Linked DNA regions of Homo sapiens: region 1 is linked to region 2. A link is an interaction called in ENCODE POLR2A ChIA-PET data of the cell type or tissue named here. Cell type or tissue: MCF 10A. All regions are shown on one strand. Each heading gives the region's core, and the rest is flanking DNA. Links, peaks and the distances in the headings are about the cores only.

Region 1 (8,848 bases), core at 4,249-6,748, 390 kb after region 2:
GGAGATTGTTCTCTACTAATCCAACTAGGGTTTACTATAATAGCACTTTCTTAGGGGAACTCCCCAGGAGGCCCTACTGGGCACACCAGTCTCCTTACCTTCTGCTTTGGCTGTGATCCTGAGGATGTCCCCACCTCTTGGCAGGCAGTACCAAAAGGGAGAACAGAGAGGGGTTCTCAAGGCAGTTAGGGCCACCATTTTTTAAACTGAGGGTTTGAAAAACCAGGCTCAGCTTATATTGCCTCTTTATGAATCATCTTATGGGCCTGACCTGATCATGTCTATTCCTTTTTGGTATCTCATGTGGTCTTAGAAGAAAAGGACTAACTTTCCATTATCTTGTGCATAAATCAGCAGGGAGACCACTACATGGTCACCTTGTAAGTTTAAGCAACTCAAAAAGGCAGGGAGGAAGAAAATGTTGGAAAGCAAGAAGATGCTGGAAGATGCTGGGAGAAGGCATAAAGAGCCTCCTTTGCATTGGAGAGAAGATGAGGACAGGAAGGAAGGCTGCGAGAGGTGCTTTGGTTTCAGAAAAGGAGCAGGGTGATGGCAGGGGCTTTGCCTGGCAGGTAGAAGGAACAAGAGAGCAGTCTAGTATTTATGTGCATTTCACATAAATGCAGATGAGTTACTGTGAAATGTTGATAGATTCTTTCAGTAATCTCAGTGCTCCTCAGGGTATCAAATTCCTGAAATTAAAGCTTCTAAACAGTTACTAAAGGAGATTTAGAATACCACCTGCCAACTCAGTAGTAGCCCTCTGAATGACCCCATGCTTCCACACACGGGGAGACCCCTTCAGAAAGTGGGTCTGTACAGGTTAAATATAGGGGGGGGAAAAAGGCTTCTCTGCTGTTGAGGCATTTCTGCTTCTCAGTGTTGTGTGGCTAGGTAGCACAGGCAACAATGTCTTGCTGGTGAATCATAAACCATCTGGCTAATGGGATGGAGAGGCTGGAGTGACAGTATTTCAGAGTCATACTCTCCCTGCCTTCTTATTTGCCTGTGAAAGTTTCAAGCAGACATTGTCAATTAAAAAAAATGAGCTAGGCACAGTGTGGCTCATGCCTGTAATCTCAGCTACTGGGGAGGATTGCTTGAGCCCAGGAGTTTGAGGCTTCAGTGAGCTATTTTATACTCCAGCCTGCATGACAGAGGAAGAAGACCTTGTCTCTTAAAACAATTTTTTAAAAAATTGTGGTAAAATATACATAGAATAAAATGTAACATTTTAAGTGTCTTAAGTGTGTAATTCAGTGGCATTAAGCACACCCAAAATATTATACAACCATTACTACTTGTAAAAATTTTTGTCATCCTAAACAGAAACTCTGTACCCATTAAACAGTAACTCATTACTTTTCCTCTCTTGTTCCCAGTAACTCTTATTGTATCCTCTATGAATTTGTCTATTCTAGGCACCTCATATAAGTGGAATCATACTATATTTATCCTTTTGTGATTGGCTTAACTTAGTGTATATTCAGGGGTCATCCATGTTGTAAGCATGTCTCAGAATTTACTTCCTTTTTGAGGCTTAATATTCTCTGGTATGTATAGACTACATTCTGTTTATCCATTCATCTGTTGACGACACTTGGGTTTTTCCCACCTTTTGGCTATTATAAATAATGCTGCTATGAACACTGGTGTAGAAGTATCTGAGTTCCTGCTTCCAGTTCTTTTGGGTATATACCTAAGAGTGGAATCGCTGAATCATAATTCTGTTTAACTTTCGGAAGTACTGCCAAACTTTTCCACAGTGGCTGTACCATTTTACATTCCCACCAGCAAGGTACAACGGTTTTGTTTTTTTTTTTTTTTTTTTTTTTGAGATGGAGTCTCGCTCTGTCGCGCAGGCTGGAGTGCAGTGGCATGATCTCAGCTCGCTGCAACCTCCACCTCCCAGGTTCACGCCATTCTCCTGCCTCAGCCTCCCTAGTAGCTGGGACTACAGGCACCCGCCACCATGCCCGGCTAATTTTTTGTATTTTTAGTAGAGATGGGGTTTCACTGTGTTAGCCATGATGGTCTCGATCCTCCTGACCTCGTGATCTACCCGCCTCGGCCTCCCAAAGTGCTGGGATTACAGGTGTGAGGCACCGCACCCAGCCGGTACAAAGGTTTTAATTTCTCCACTTGCTAGCTAACACGTTATTTTCTGCTTTTGTTTTTGTCTTTTAAATAACAGCCATCCTAGTAACTGTGAAGTAGTATCTCACTATGGTTTTGATTTGCATTTCCCTAGTAATTGTGATGTTGAGCATCTTTTTATGTGTCTGTTGGTCATTTGTGCCTCTTTGGAGAAAAGTCTATTAAAGTCCTTTCCCCATTTTTGAATCAGTTTGTTGCTGAGTTTTAGGAGTTCTTCATATATTGTGGCCATTAATCCCTTATCCAGATACATAATTTGCAAATATTTTTCTCCCATTCTGTGGTTCTCTTTATAGTATCCCTCAATACACAATTTTTTAATTTTGATAAAGTTCAGCTTATCTATTTTTTCTTTTGTTGCCTGTGCTTTGGGTGTCATATCAAAATCATTGCCAAATCTAATGTCATGAAGCTTTTCCCCTACATTTTCTTCTAAGAGTTTTATAGTTTTAAGACTTATGTTTAAGACCTTTGATCTATTTAAATTTTTGTATATGGTGTAAGAGTCCAACTTAATTCTTCTGCATGTTGATACCTAGTTTCCCCAGCACCATCTTTTGAAAAGATTGTCCTTTCCCCATTGAGTAGTCTTGTCATTCTTGTCAAAAATCAGTTGACTATATAGTAAGAGTTTTTTTCATTGGTCTGTATGTCTGTCCTTATGCCAGTGCCATCCTGTTTTGATTACTATACCTTTGTAGTAAGTTTTAAAATTGAAAGTATGAGTCCTATAACTTTGTTGTTCTTTTTCAAAATTGTTTTGGCTATTCAGGATTCCTTGAGAGTCCATGTGAGTTTCAGGATGGGTTTTCTATTTCTGCAGAAATTTCTATTGGGATTTTGAGAAGAATTGCATTGGATCTGTAGATTGCTTTGGGTAGTAATAATCATGTTAACAACATCAAGTCTTCCAGTCTATGAATGCAGGATGTCTTTAAAAATTTCTTTCAGCAATGTTTTGTAGTTTTCAGGTATAAGTCTTTTGTCTCCTTAAATGTATTCCTAAGTACTTTATTCTTTTTGATGCTACTATAAATGGAATTATGTTAATTTCGTTTTTGGAAATACCTAACAATGAATACATTGTTAGTGTATAGAAATGCAGCTAATTTTTGTGTGTTGATTTTGTATCCTGTCTTTTCATTCCCTTGACAGTATCTTTTACAGAGCAAAAATTTTTAATTTTAATGAAGTCCAACTTATAAATCCTTCTTTCATGGATTGTGCCTTTGGTGTTGCATCTAAAAAGCCATTGCCAAATGCAAGGTCATCTGGATTTTTTCCTATGTTATCTTCTAAAAGTTTTATACCTTCAGTCCACTTTATTTGTTTTTGTGGAGGGTATAAAAGTCTGTGTCTAGAATTTTTTTTTTTTTTTTGGCATGTGAATGTCTTTCAATTTTGTTCTTCTTCAATGTTGTATTTGCTATTCTTGGTCTTTTGCCATTCCATAATAAACTTTAGAGTAATTTTGTCACCATCCACAAAATAATTTACTGGTTTGAGATTGCACTGAATCTATAGATGAAGTTGACATCAATATAGAATAAAACTGACATCAATAGTGAGTCTTCCTATCCATGAATACAGGATGTCTTTATGTCTTTTAAAATTTCTTTCAGCAACATTTTATAGCTTTCAGGTAGTTAACTTTTTAACTGTAGGGTTTTACATGAGATCATGTGATCTGTCAGCAGAGATAATTATACTTTTTCCTTTTCATTTTGGATGCTTTTTTCTTGCCTGATTGCTTTAGCTAAAACTTCCAATATTATGTTGAACAGAAGTGGCAAAAGTGAGCATCCTTGTCTTCCTGATCTTGGAGGCAAAGCTTTCAGTCTTTCACCATTGAGTGTGATATTCACTGTGGGTTTTCATATATGGCCTTTGTCATGTTGAAGTTCTCCTTTTTTCTAGTTTGAGTGTTCAAATGATGATTTTAAATGTGGAAAATTCTGTGTTTCCTTTCCTTATTTCTTATTCTCCCTATGACCCCCGCTGTCCCCGCCAAGGCCATAGCTTTTTACATGATGTAACAAATACTTGCTGAAGAAAGCACCCATGACTTCAGCTGCAGAGCTCACAAGCACCATAGTGATCAGTCTGAAGGGATTATTAGTGCCAGCCAGCCAGTCTGCTGTGTAGTCAGTGCTCTTTCTTTGTAGCCAGAGATGTAGGACTTGGGAGGCTCCTGAGAACAGCATCACTCTATTTGCAAGTTTGGTTGTAATGTCTGAGACTTGCTTCAGGAATTGTAATGTCAAAATATAATACATCCTTTCCCAGGAACCATCACTGACATAAAATAGCAGGTTGAGCAGGTTGGCAATGTAGTATTTGTGGGAAATTGAGGAAAGAATGGTTAACTGTCCACTGGAGGTTGAGAAAGTCTCAAAGAAGTGAGAATTGAATTGAGTTGCAGGGAGGCGAGAATTGAGTTGTAGGGAGGCAGGCATAGGAATGTGCCTTCTAGGTACTAGGATCAGGCAACAAAGGCATATTCAAGACTGTCTAGTCCTCTGCCACACCTTGCCTCCACTAACTTTCCCTGAAGGGGCGCTGTCTGCTACTGTCGCGGACACAAAGGCTGACTATGGCTTGGAAACTTGAGTACAGAGACAAGAGCGCTTTTCTGTACACAGCTAGGTTTCTGCTTGCTACCCAACTTTAATATATTATTTAAAGATACATACATGTTCTATAAAGACAAATGACATAAAAGTCAGGATAATGGCTACTTCTGGGCAGAGGAAGGGGAATTATCTTTGGTAAGAAGCACATGGCCACACAGGTTGTCCACTGCACAACTCTAGGAGAGGCCGTGCACAGAGACCCTGGCTCCTTGAGTACTCGAGAAAATCCAAGTGTGGGGTCCATAGGCATTCATATTTTTTCTACAGAATAACGTGTATTTTATATAGATTTATGAATATCTGATTGCATCAGGAATTGGCACAGGGGCCAAAGAGTAAATACAGTAAGTCTTCATTTAATGTCATCAGTAGGTTCTTGGAAACTGCAAGTTTAAAGCAAAATGACATACAGCAGGTCCTCCAATAATAGTTTCCTTTAACGTTTAGTTATAACATTGATGAGAAAAAAGTGGTTTATCGTTGCTTCACATAAGGTCACAATTTTCAAGAACCTGTCATGATATTAAGTGAAGATTTACAGTGTTTTAGGCTTTGCACCACATAAGGTCTCTGCCCCAGTGACTCAGTTTGGTGTAGTGTAAAAGCAGCCAGACAATAATGTAAACAAGTGGGCATGGCTCTGTTCCAATGAAACTTTATTTACAAAACCAGGTGGCTGGCTGGATGTTTTAGGACTGTAGTTTACTAAACCCCAGGTTACACAATTACATCTTTAAATGAAAAAAAATGTAGCTGTGATTTATCTAGGAACTGAGAGTACAGCGTCTGGACAGAGAAGGTTGATAGTGTAGCCTTCTGTGATCTATGTTTATTTTTAAATTATCTAAATTTGACTTTTTTTTATGAGTTTGGAGCTTTGTCCTGTATAATGTAACATATTGACAGAAAACTACAATTGAAACTTTAAATTCATCAGGAAACCATTTTATCAGAATTATCCAGATGAATTATCATTAATAGTAAAACCAACACAATTGATCATCACCAGATGTCAGGCATGATGCCAGGTGCTCTACACATTATTTCTCTTCCTTATAATAGTTCTTCAAAGTAGGTATTATTTTTTGTCTCCAGTTTGCAATTGAGAAAGGTTAACTTTTCTAAGGTCGTATAGCTAATAAAGCTGAGATTTTAAACCTGGGTCTTTTTTCTACAGTACATTGCCTCTACAAAAGGCATCTTGTTTTAATGCTGCCAAAATCAATTTGTTTAGATTGTCTTCGCAGTTTTACCGACTTAGAAGAACTTGATGAGACAGAGTTATATATGTGCCATAAATGCAAAAAGAAACAAAAGTCCACAAAAAAGTTTTGGATTCAAAAACTACCCAAGGTGAGTGTTGAATTTTGAGTTATGAAGCAATTTCAATGGGAAAGTGCTTGACTGCTAAGACCATGTCTATAACTTTACACTATGTGAACTGTTCTGTATTTTTCTCTAGGATTTTCAGTAAAAGCTAAACCCCTTACAGAATGAATGCATAAGGTATGCATGGAAGAATGATTGATAGGGCAGCTAAAATGTTATTTACTGAACTGATAGTAGTATCAAACTTTGACTGAAAGGTAAATTAGGTGTTCACAATCTTTGACCGCATCTCTGTCCTCCAGGTGCTATGCTTACATTTGAAAAGATTTCATTGGACAGCATATTTAAGAAATAAAGTTGATACATACGTAGAATTTCCACTGAGAGGCCTAGACATGAAATGCTACTTACTAGAGGTAAGGTGGTTACCTTTTTAGCATGGTGAAAAAATGGCTCTTCAGTAAGATTGTCATCACATGGAGAGGGTAGAGGTCATCGAGATACTGATGTCATTGACCACTGCTCCTTCTTCCTTGTTCTGTAGCCTGAGAACAGTGGCCCGGAGAGCTGCCTGTATGACCTCGCCGCTGTGGTGGTGCACCATGGTTCCGGGTGAGTACAACAGCCAGCTTCTGGTGGGTGGGAATACCTGGTGGCCAGCCCAATGACCTGCAGTTTTGTACCACTCTTGCTAGTTCTTCCTAAAAAATGGATTCAGATAAAGTAGGTGAAATTTCCTTCAGTTTTGGTGCGGAAGAGTACTCCTCAGATGATGTTGTGAAGGCTTAAGGGAAGGTAAATAAAAGTGAAATGAAGAATGGTTCATTTGAACCCAGTATTTACGACCCAGTCTTTATTTGTCCACAAACTCCAAAGTTGCTTATTCGTTTACCAACTGAAATTTAAATGGGGCAAAAGGGGAAATTACTTGGAATAACTTACTCCATATCATCTACTTTAAAGACTCATTTTAAGTCTTGTTAAAAAACATTAATTTTTTCCCCTGAAAGTTTGTATGAGGGGTCTAACCTTCTGGTTTTTGGTTTGAGAGTGGCTATTTTACCTTCAAACTTAAGACTACTATATGTGGGCAGACGACTATCCATGTTGAAAATCCTTTTCCCGCAGAGCTGTGATAAAGTAACGTCTACACTCACATAGTGTTATGAATGACAAGTCTGATTCTCACTACTTTACAGGCACCTGGCTTTTTTCTCCTTGGAGTGTATTCCTGCTTGGTAGTTGGTAGGGACACTTTTAATTTGGTGCCTTCAGCTCATGAAACTCTCTATACTGTAGGTCTGAAATCATTTGTTCTCTGTACCCCTATTATATGCATAGTGAATTTCCTGGATCTCCCTTCCACATGTCTTAAATACTCTAATGATTTCTGTCTGTGTTTCTAAAGACTGCCATGGCCTACTTTTCCAAATCACCAATTTGGGTTTCATCTGTATCCAAATAAAAGATAAGCTCCTCCATAAAATATTTATATTAAATCAGTCACATTTTTCTGACAACTTTTTCGTAACAGCCTATTCTTGTTTTATGATTGCACTATCTTTTTGAAACTATTAGCACTAATTTAAAAATGTAAAGTTCTCTTAGGTTTTCTGCATTCAATTCCTCAGGGTTGATTGCCTTGCTTGTTCTTCCCGGTATTTCTTTCCCCTCAAAAATGTGATTTTGTAGGCGTGCAAAAGGCTTGTTTTTAAAATTTGGTTTTGGTGGTTTATTTGGAATCATAGTAAATGATGAGATGGATCTTTATTATTTAAATAGGGTTTTCCTGGCACCTACAAAGGTCTGTTCTAGCTGCAGGCCTTCCGTCTGACTTGGAGGACTGACTCCAGGGTTGTGTGTGTGAGTGGGTGGGTCATGCTGATAGGGTAGAGCCCCTGATGACCACGGTGTCAGGGAAGGGTGCCCTTCTTTGTTAAGCTTAGTTTTTTCCTAAGATTCTGATGGGAAAACCTGGTACCTAGTTTTCCATGTTTCCGTAGGCTTTGACCTGTGCTTGTTAGGTTGCGAGTTCCTCATCTCTGTTTTCTCCATTAGTCCAGGGCCATCTGCTTTGTGTTCTAGCAAACCCTCGATTTCTGGTCAGTTTGGAGGAAGGTAAAAACATTAATTTAACAAGCATCTTAAATCAAAAGTCTAGGATGTATTCTTATTAAAATTTAAATCTAACATTATATAGTTGTACAGGTCTTTTTGTGATTTCTGAGGTTCTTTTTTCCTTTGGTCTTTTGCCTTTACAGGGTTGGTTCTGGACATTACACAGCATACGCAACTCACGAAGGCCGCTGGTTCCACTTCAATGACAGTACTGTAACACTGACTGACGAGGAGACTGTGGTGAAGGCGAAGGCCTACATCCTTTTCTACGTGGAACACCAGGCCAAAGCTGGATCGGATAAACTTTAATACCTCCTCCAAATCATCATTCACCAACCATACCAGAGAAACATTTCCAGTTTTCCACAAATACTTGATACAAGATTTAATTTCATTATGCACTTTTCAATTTCCTATTTTGGATTTAGTTTTGTCAATGGTAGTGACTTACTGAACATGGGCACCAACTAATTTTGTTGTTGTTCTACCAGAAAACCTCAGCAGATGTTTTGATTTGCTGCTTTAGTTGTAATAATTCAATTTTTATAGGTAGTTGTAAGAACTTAGTCTTATTTGACTTTTTTATTTTATGTTAATGTTTTCAGTTCTCA
Region 2 (8,848 bases), core at 2,566-5,065:
TCCTTGGTTTCAACTTCTCAAACAAAAATATGCAAGGAACATGCAAGTTCATATTGAACATTTTGTACATAAAGCCTTATTTTAATGTCATTGTGTTCTTTCAAAGCTGCCAGTAGATTTCCCATCTAAGCAATAGCATTGATAACGACTCTGGTTCAGAAAAAGTAGAATTTAATACTTGATCATAAAGGATTAAACTCATCTCTTCAATCAATGTTCTAGTGAATGAAAAAAGCCTTCCTACATATAAAGGATGGGCATGGGGAAACTGAGTCTTGGGTACAAATATGGATCTGTCTGAAGAATGTGTACTTTAATGAAGAGCTTCACCAGCTGTTCTGCAGGCAGCAAGTCAGGGAGGAGGTTCTCTTGGCAACAGCAGCGAGATTGTTTGGATCCACTGAGAAAAGCTGGAGGGAAATAGGTTTAGATATTGTTTTAGAGGTAAATAAGTCTAGTCTTTGAGGACAAAGAAAAATTTAGCAGTATATTTTTGAATTGAATCCAATAACTGAATCTGAAAAGAACCATAGATCCTGAAGTGGATGAGCAGGGAGCTGCTGGCCTCAGGCCAGCTCGAGTCTAGGTCTGCCTGTCTTCACCCAGCTCTGGACATCAGCTCTCCTGTGGGTGTTAGAACTGTTACTTGAGAATATTTTGCAGGAATAGAGTTTTCATAGCATGAGAAGAGGGTTGGGGGTGAGGATGGGGAAGTAGATTTTAGGTGGCGAGTAATGTGGAGTATGATATCACTAAGCTTCAGAAATGCAAGTAGCCACGGAAATGTAAAAAGGGAAATTCAAGGTAAGATTGTAGATTCTTACTACCTAGGTTAGGGGTTGCAAACTCACATGGTTCTGGTGGGAACTATGAGTAAGGGGAGTGGACCCAGAATGGGAAGCAGCAGGGTGTGATGTGGACCCTGGATTGTATGTATTCCCTCTCTTAGGGCGTGGCTGCTTTTTATTTGCAGCTTTACCATTGCCATGCTGGAAAATCATCACATATTTCAAGATTTGCTGAAAATTTCTCATAAAAACTCAACTTTATGGGCAATTAATAAAAACAAACAAAAAACAATGTGAGGGCCATTACAATAAGGGCCAAACAGACATGTCTGTGGGCTAGATGAGGCCTGTGAGCTACCAGCTTGCAAAGCAGGCATGGCCATCAAGGATGTATGGTGGTTACAGTACTTTAAAATAGATCCTTTATCAGAGCTGGTATTGACATGAAAAAGCCTTAAATTATTTTCATTTTCCAGGCAGATGAGGTGGACTAGTATGTTTGGCATTATGGAGATAGCATGTTGAATTAAGAGCAATGGGCATCTGCCGTTCTAGCTTTGTGGGCTTTGGGGAGTCAGTTATCCTTCTAGGGCCTTAGTTCCTTATAACAGAGTGTAAGAATACTGTGTCTACCTTTCAGAGTTGCTGTGAGCTCCTTAAGGCAAAAATCAAGTCATATTCGCCTTTTAAATCTCCAAGGCCTGTATTAAATGTCTGCACATTGGATGAATGAACGGATGAAGGGATGAATTGTGAAAGCCCTATATGAGCTGTAAAGCATAGCTTGAATTTGTTACTATTCTCTTTCACAGTATTATAGATGATTAGATGATATTTGAGTTAAGATAAAAAGTGTTTAATTTGGACTCTTAACACAGGAATGTTACTTCCCCCAGTATAAAATGCTACATATCTTTCTATAATCAGTTTGAAAGGTTTGTTTTAGAATATCAAAGATATTTTACTTATCTTTCAGTCTCCATAATAAGCTGTTTTAACACCCAGCTTCCAACCCCCCACTAACATAAATACCAAATAGAAAATGAGTGAAATCACTGGGTTTGCATTATAAGAGCCATTTCAGCTTTGTCTCTGCCCATTAGCTTCAAACAATGCAACAGATGCCTGTTAACAGTTTCATGCCCATTTTTAATTAGCAGATGGAGCTGTGTTTGTGTCTGTGTTCTGCCCAGCACTCATTTGAGTGACAGGGTAGTGAGTGGATTAGACCTGGACTGAGCGTTTGGGTTGAATAAGGCCAAATTCTATTTAAAAAAAATATTTATATAAATATTTTTATATAGAGCCCTTGTGTATCTCACTGGAATAGCATATGTCTATAGTACTGATGTTTATGGTTATGTTTTATTCTCATCTTACAGAAAAAAATGATCATTTTATAGTTTAAATAAAGGGTTTTCTTTAGTCTTGAAACTGTCTTGAAGTGGCTTTCTTTTTTTTTTTCTTTCTTTCTTTCTTTCTTTTCTTTTTTTTTTTTTTTTTTTTTAAGACAGAGTCTTGTTCTTTCGCCCAGGCTGGAATGTGTTGGTGCAATCTCGGCTTGCTGCAACCTCCGCCTCCTGGTCTCAAGCAGTTCTCCTGCCTCAGCCTCTGGAGTAGCTGGGACCCCGGGTGCACACTACCATACCTGGTTAATTTTTGTATTTTTTACAGAGAGAAGGTTTCGCTGTGTTGTCCAGGCTGGTCTCAAACTCCTGAGCTCAAGTAATCTGTCTGCCTCGGCCTCCCAAAGTGTTAGCATTACAGTGAGCCACCACACCTGGCTGAAATGGCTTTCTTTAAAGACCCATTTCAATATGTTGGCATAGTATGTTGAGGAATATGCAAAGCTGGGATGAAAAATGTCAATCCTGATGGATTGGTAGTGGCTGCCAGGAATGCTGTGTTCTGTTGAGTTCTGAGGTCCTGTCTGAGCTCAGCAAGGCTGAGGGCTGTGATGGATTCCTAATGTCTGCCATGGACAGTAGGGAAAGAGAGGGAGGGCGGCAACTTCCTACACATTTGCTGTTTTCTAAAATGAATAGGTAGCTATTTGCTGTCCAACATGTTATGGCTAAATTTCAATATTAGTAATATTATTAGTAAATAATTATTAGATATAGTATGTCTGGAGAGGTGCCCTTTTCCTATGTTCAGTTTTGTGTTTTGGGATTTTTCTTATTTCAAGTTGAATTAATAAGAACCTGAAAGGAGGTAGGTACCTGGTTGTCCTTAGAGGAAGAAATAAATCTGCTTTTCAAAAAAAGTTACTTAGTTGCTTGGGACTTCCTTTGGGAGGCCGCATAAAGTGGTGGAAACAGTTTGGGAACAGTTCTCTACAGCAGCTCAATTAGCTGTGATGAAAGTATTTTCTTGCTGTCCTACTTGTAGCATTTAGCATTAGTTTAACTAGGCACTTTGGTATTTACCTGTTTACTGCAACTTTGGACATTTTCCTGGGAGCTCTCATCTTCCTCAGCCCAGAAGTTTAATTCTTGACTCTCAGGGAAAATGCTAACACTCTGCTTGTTATCATGTTCATCGTATTTAGGCTGGCTACCACTGAGAAAGCCTGGATAATGGTGGTACTTGTGGTCTCATGACAGCATTGCAGGATTTCAAAGCACTTTGCAAAAGCTCAGTTAGGTATAGAATCCCACTTCATTATGATAAAAACCATCTGCAGAGCTGTTAAGCAACGTGTAGTATTGCACGGCCTTCTGCTGGCAAAGCTAGGACTGGCGTGGCTTCCCATATCACATTATAATTTTGCATATTTTGGTGAAGAACTTGGCGGTAATTATTTTAATAAATCATAGATGTTATCCTGATGTATAAAGTGGAAGGACAACTCTGAAGATATATGGTCAAGTTTTAATGTGAAGTATTGGATAATCTATTAAAAGTTGAATTGTAAATTCGTTTCTTATGCAATATTTGTTTATCTGGAATGGATATTGCAGCATACTCTAATCTCCTTATGCACACATACATACGAATACACAAAATCCATTACAAAAAAAAGAGTTTGTGTTGGGAGATGTCAGTGACTAACCCTTCTGTAATTTGTTTATTGCTTATGAATTTGGATGTGATAGTTTTTTATGGTTTTCAACAAGGAATCGTTTACTTTTTCTCTTCTAAATATCTCTGAGTAAAATCTTGATACAGCATGGAAAACAATTCTTTATTGAGAGTCAACTGTTCCCCTTTTGGAATGACTCCAACCACTTTCTTGTTTCACTGTCTGTTAGCACCTCACCCATACCAAGATTTAGAGAGAGGGGATTGGGTTGGGAAGAGAAAAATGAAAACATTTCCCTTCCCCTATCTCTTTGGCTACTTGGTTCAGTCTCTTTTTGCTTTTGTTAGCAATTGGAGTAAACTATTGGATAAAGAGTTAGAAATGTCTCTGTAAAATAGTTTGAGAATTAATAGTGACCTTTGACTTCGATTTTTCTCTTACATTGTTTAGAACTAGATAATTTTTAAAAAATTGGTGCCTCTCTCTGCCATAGCCAGTAATGAACACAGACCAGGGTGTTGTCCACAAACAAATTTGAGTTGTTGCATTCCCTATTTTGTCTACATCATTTTGAAAATTTCCAACCTTATAGAAGGATGAAAAATTTGTGGGAAAAGTGAAATAATTTCTTTAACATGCACAAAATTCCATTATAATTAAGTTGAAAAACATGCATATATAAATATATATAATATCATCAGAGTTATGTCTTTATTTTGGCCCTTCAGCGTTCAACTTTGGGTTTTTTTTGTTTGTTTTTTGTTTCTTTGTGGGCTTTTTTTGAGACTTTGTCATCAGTCTGGAATTAGTGGCCTCCTGTGCACTACCACGCCCAGCCAATTTTTGTATTTTTTGTAGAAACTTGGCTTCACCTGTTGCCCAGGTTGGTCTTGAATCCTGAGCTCAAGTGATCTGCCCGCCTCAACCTCCCAAAGTGCTAGGATTACAGGTGTGAGCCACTGCCCCCGGCCAGCCTTCAACTTTGATAAGCACTATTACATTTTACATTTATGTTGTGATCTTATTATATGATTTACCGTTTTTTGTTCAAGTTATCTCTTAATTCTTATTTTAAAAAGTACGTAGGGCTGTGACAAACAATTGGTTTGTGTTTTGAATTATTCATGGCACAAACCCCTCCTGAAAACATCAGACTAGACTTTTCTGATCATGAAGGGTGAGTGCAGGCCTCGATGGTCTTCAGGTCTCTTCTGGCTGCAGCATTCTGTGAGTCTGTGAAATCAAACAGTGTCTATAAAAGGGTTTGTCCTTTTCTTTCTTCAGTTAATGATTGTGGATGAGGATTCTTTGCACTGGTAGACACTAGTGTTTTGATGACATGAAGACAGAAGAAGAAGTAGCATTAGTTAATTCAAACAAGCCTGTATTGATCTTGTAAATTGGCTAAAATCTTTGTTGTACTAAAGAGATTGCTTAATGTTTTTGAATCCTATTCTTTAAAATGTTTTGGTTTGAGTAATAAAGCTAAATATCACCAGAAAGATAACTTATTGAAAATTGTAAAAGTATTTCTTTGAGAAGAAATGTATAAAGTATTTTCAAATAGTCTCATTTACTTCCTGTAAAACATGGTGAGGCTAGGTGCAGTGGCTCACGCATGCAATCCCAGCACTTTGGGAGGCCAAGGAGGGAGTATCCCTTGTACCCAGGAGTTCAAGACCAGCCTAGGCAACATAGTGAGACACTCAACACCACAAAAAGAAAAAGCATGACAAGACAAAAAAAAAAAAAACCTCATGGTGAGATAGGTGAAAAATAGTCTAAAATAATAGGAAGCCCTTTGCTGGTGCTAAATTTCCATTTGACAGATGGTGGGCCTGAGGCCTAGAGGCATCGGGGTTGCCCAAGGTCACACAAAGCCTGACATTGAGCATTTGTTTTTTAATTTCAAATCTATTTTCTCTTACACCCCATCTGCCTTCATTTCTCTTGCTATGAAAAGACACTGATGGTTTGGCATACAGTCTGGGCGTAGTCAACATTTTGTGGGAGAAAAGGAAGGAATTAGACTAGGAGATCTGGGATGCAAGTATATATTCGGCCCTTGATTAGCCTTTTGCTTTGGGGTTAAAAGGGAGTGGCTGGGGGTGGGTGAGGTTTTAACTAGATTTCCAAGAACCTCTTTCCTCCTTGCTTTTGAAGTTGGGGGTGGGGGTACTATATTGGTTTGTCAGTCAGCTACTCATGCCAAACATTAGGTCATTATCACTTTCACTAAATTCACTCATTCAACACTTTTTGGTCTGCAAAATTTTGAAACGGGAAAGAGTTAATGAATACCCAGGCAATTTTAACACAATGATGAAAAAGGCTACAAAGGAGTAAATCTCCGTGTTATGAAAGTGTGCAGAGGAGAGGTCGAGGAAGGGCTCTAGGAGGGAATTATATCTCAGCTCAGATTGGACCCCAAAGGAGGAGTTAGTTGGGTAGAATGGAAGAGAGTAAGGAAGGGAGGCTCTCTGGGCAGAGCCACTCCTGCCCTCCAGAGAGATAGCATAGCCCTTGAAGGAGGAACTTGAAGACATCTTGTTTGGCTGAAGCCTCAGGTAAGTGGGGGATGTGACAAGAGGTGAAGTTGGGTCATTAGAGGGCAGAAGAGCTTCTAACCTTATTCAAGAGTCTGGACTTTATCCTAGAGCAGTAGGGAGCCACTGTAGGATCATATATGGGGAGGCCAATTAGGACGTTAAGAAACAACATCATTTGCCCATTCCCTTCACTTGGACCTTTGCCGTTTACAAAGTACTTTCACTTATGTTATTACTTTATGTAAACTACTCAATAATCATATAAGGTAGAAGGAGATAGATATCTCCTTGTTGTAGACAAGGAATCTAAAGTTCTGAGAGGGTAGTTGACTGATTAATCAAGTAAGAAGCTAGAGGGGCCAACACGTGAGCCTCGCACTTCAGTTCTGGACTGTACTCTAGCTGCAACAACCTCTTCCTCTCAAAACAGGTGCTGGAGTTTTCCACAGGACTCTGTGTGTTGGGCACTTACCCATAGGACCAGCCCCTTTCAGTGGTCTATAATAACTATTGGCCGGGCGCGGTGGCTCACACCTGTAATCCCAGCACTTTGGGAGGCCGAGGCGGGCGGATCCACAAGGTCAGGAGATCGAGACCATCCTGGCTAACACGGTGAAACCCCGTCTCTACTAAAAAAAAAAAAAAAAAAAAAAAAAAAAAATACAAAAAATTAGCTGGGCGTGGTGGCAGGCACCTGTAGTCCCAGCTACTTGGGAGGCTGAGGGAGGAGAATGGCGTGAACCCGGGAGGCAGAGCTTGCAGTGAGCCGAGATCGCGCCACTGCACTCCAGCCAGGGCGACAGAGCGAGACTCCGTCTCAAAAAGAAAAAAGAAAAAAAAGAACTATTAAAACTGACCAACAAACCCTTGAAAAGTATGTTGAGTGGGAAGATGAAATCAACCTCTCCTTGGACAAGCCTGAGTAATAGCTAATGCAAACATGCATCAAGTTCCCTCTTGGCCCCCAGAGGTCAGTGGACTTGTGGTTTGGGTCTCCCGGTTTCTAACTCAGGCCCTTAGGAAGCAATCAAATATGTGTGCAGCAGAATGGGAACAGGAGGGGACAGAGTTTAATTATGAATCTGACTCTTTCGTGAAAAGGAAACTAATTGTATCAGAAATCTCAGTGTTGTCTGTCCACATGGGGACTGTTGGTTTGTTATGCTTGTATGCTGTTGGCCTTAGACTACTAAGTGCTAGGAACAGCTACCTTAATTGTGAGCTTCCTTCCTTTGGCAATTTAAGTTTAAACTTCATGTCAGCCTGTCCTTTTATTTGAAGGTGAAATTGTGTCTATTCTAGCTTTTGTTTGTAAAAACCTTGTTTGGCAAAGTTTTCCTCGCAGACACAGTAGCATTGTAAACTAGATGAACACCTGATTTGTTTAAGTCTCCATAATGCCTCTGTGATCCAGAAAGCAGAGAAACCCGAGCAACTCAGCTTTTTATATAACGAAGTCCACTTGCTAAAACGCATGAGCTTGCCTCATAGGGAAGTCTCTGAGCCCTCTCTTAGCCTTTATAGTCTTGATTTATGCAGTGGTCATTGGTTTCTCTATGGCCCAAAAAGATTAGGAGCAGGGCTGAGGGCCTCTTGGAGGCAGGCCACCAACATCGGAGAGGAAAAATTGGCAGTGTGGGACTATGGAAGACATTCATTATGTGACTTCAGACATGTCAACAGTAAACTTCCTGGGCTTTTATTTCTTCGTGTATGAAAAGGAAATGTTGTCCTAGATACACTGTAAAGTCTCTGTCCAAACTCTGATCCTAAGTTATAACCAATGGACTTACTGACAAAATGGAAAAAGTAGACATAAGAACTCAAAATAATGGTGTAGCTAAAAGAACTTGGGCTTTTGAGATAGAAACTCCAAAGTTCAAATTCCTGTTTGAAAGCCTTGGGCAAATTATTCAGTCATTTTCTTTATTATAAGAAGGATAGAAACTCCCTTGTAGGACTTTTATTTTTTGAGAATTGAATGCTGTTACTGTGTGTATGATGTGTTTGTCACATGGAAAGCACACACAAAAAGTGTGTAAATGCATATGAATGAAATCAGCCCCTAGTTCACTGAGGGTAGGTCCAGACAGCTGTAAGAACCTTGGTAATCTTTGGGGGCTTCATTGTTACAGCACTTGATTTTAATAAGAGCTAACATTTATTGAGTGCTTACTGTATACCAAATTCTAGGCATTAACATTATTCATGGATTGACCCGTTTAATTCTTGCAACGCGTCTTAGTTGTGTTCCGTTATCCCTATTTTCCAAATGAGGTAATTGAGGCACAGAATGTTTGAATAACCTTTCAAGGTCATATAGCTAGTAAACGGCAGTCTAGTTCCAGAATCCATTTTTAAACCCCATGTTTTTTTTCAATCCCAACAGTGACTCAGAAGTATTTTTTCTGATTCATTATCTTCAGGGAGGTGGTATGGTGCAGGGTGAACTGCGGGTGTCACTCCTTACCAGCTGGGTGACCTCA

Evidence for each region. Peaks named below come from ENCODE experiments on the same cell type or tissue, not always from the same donor. Only the 100,000 strongest peaks of a DNase experiment are listed, where the experiment ranks them.
Region 1: POLR2A ChIA-PET joins it to region 2 with 5 read pairs; 3 of 35 experiments call an interaction of 5 or more read pairs at or near these places.

Annotation. Positions count from the first base shown.
Region 1 is chr15:63,582,281-63,591,128 of GRCh38, forward strand. It overlaps USP3 (ubiquitin specific peptidase 3), which reads left to right. Exons shown (of 15, transcript NM_006537.4): 12 at 6,025-6,143; 13 at 6,422-6,535; 14 at 6,664-6,731; 15 at 8,381-8,848. The coding sequence ends at 8,546. USP3-AS1 (USP3 antisense RNA 1) reads right to left here. Exons shown (of 3, transcript NR_034080.1): 3 at 5,430-6,820. Among named protein-coding and RNA genes, the nearest start is that of FBXL22, 11 kb to the right of the region's middle. RefSeq lists an enhancer at 8,185-8,848. In MCF 10A, for the core only: no CTCF peak of the experiment used is centred there; a DNase peak (open chromatin) is centred at 5,421.
Region 2 is chr15:63,195,097-63,203,944 of GRCh38, forward strand. All of the region lies in intron 1 of RAB8B (RAB8B, member RAS oncogene family), which reads left to right. Among named protein-coding and RNA genes, the nearest start is that of RAB8B, 9.9 kb to the left of the region's middle. In MCF 10A, for the core only: no CTCF peak of the experiment used is centred there; no DNase peak of the experiment used is centred there.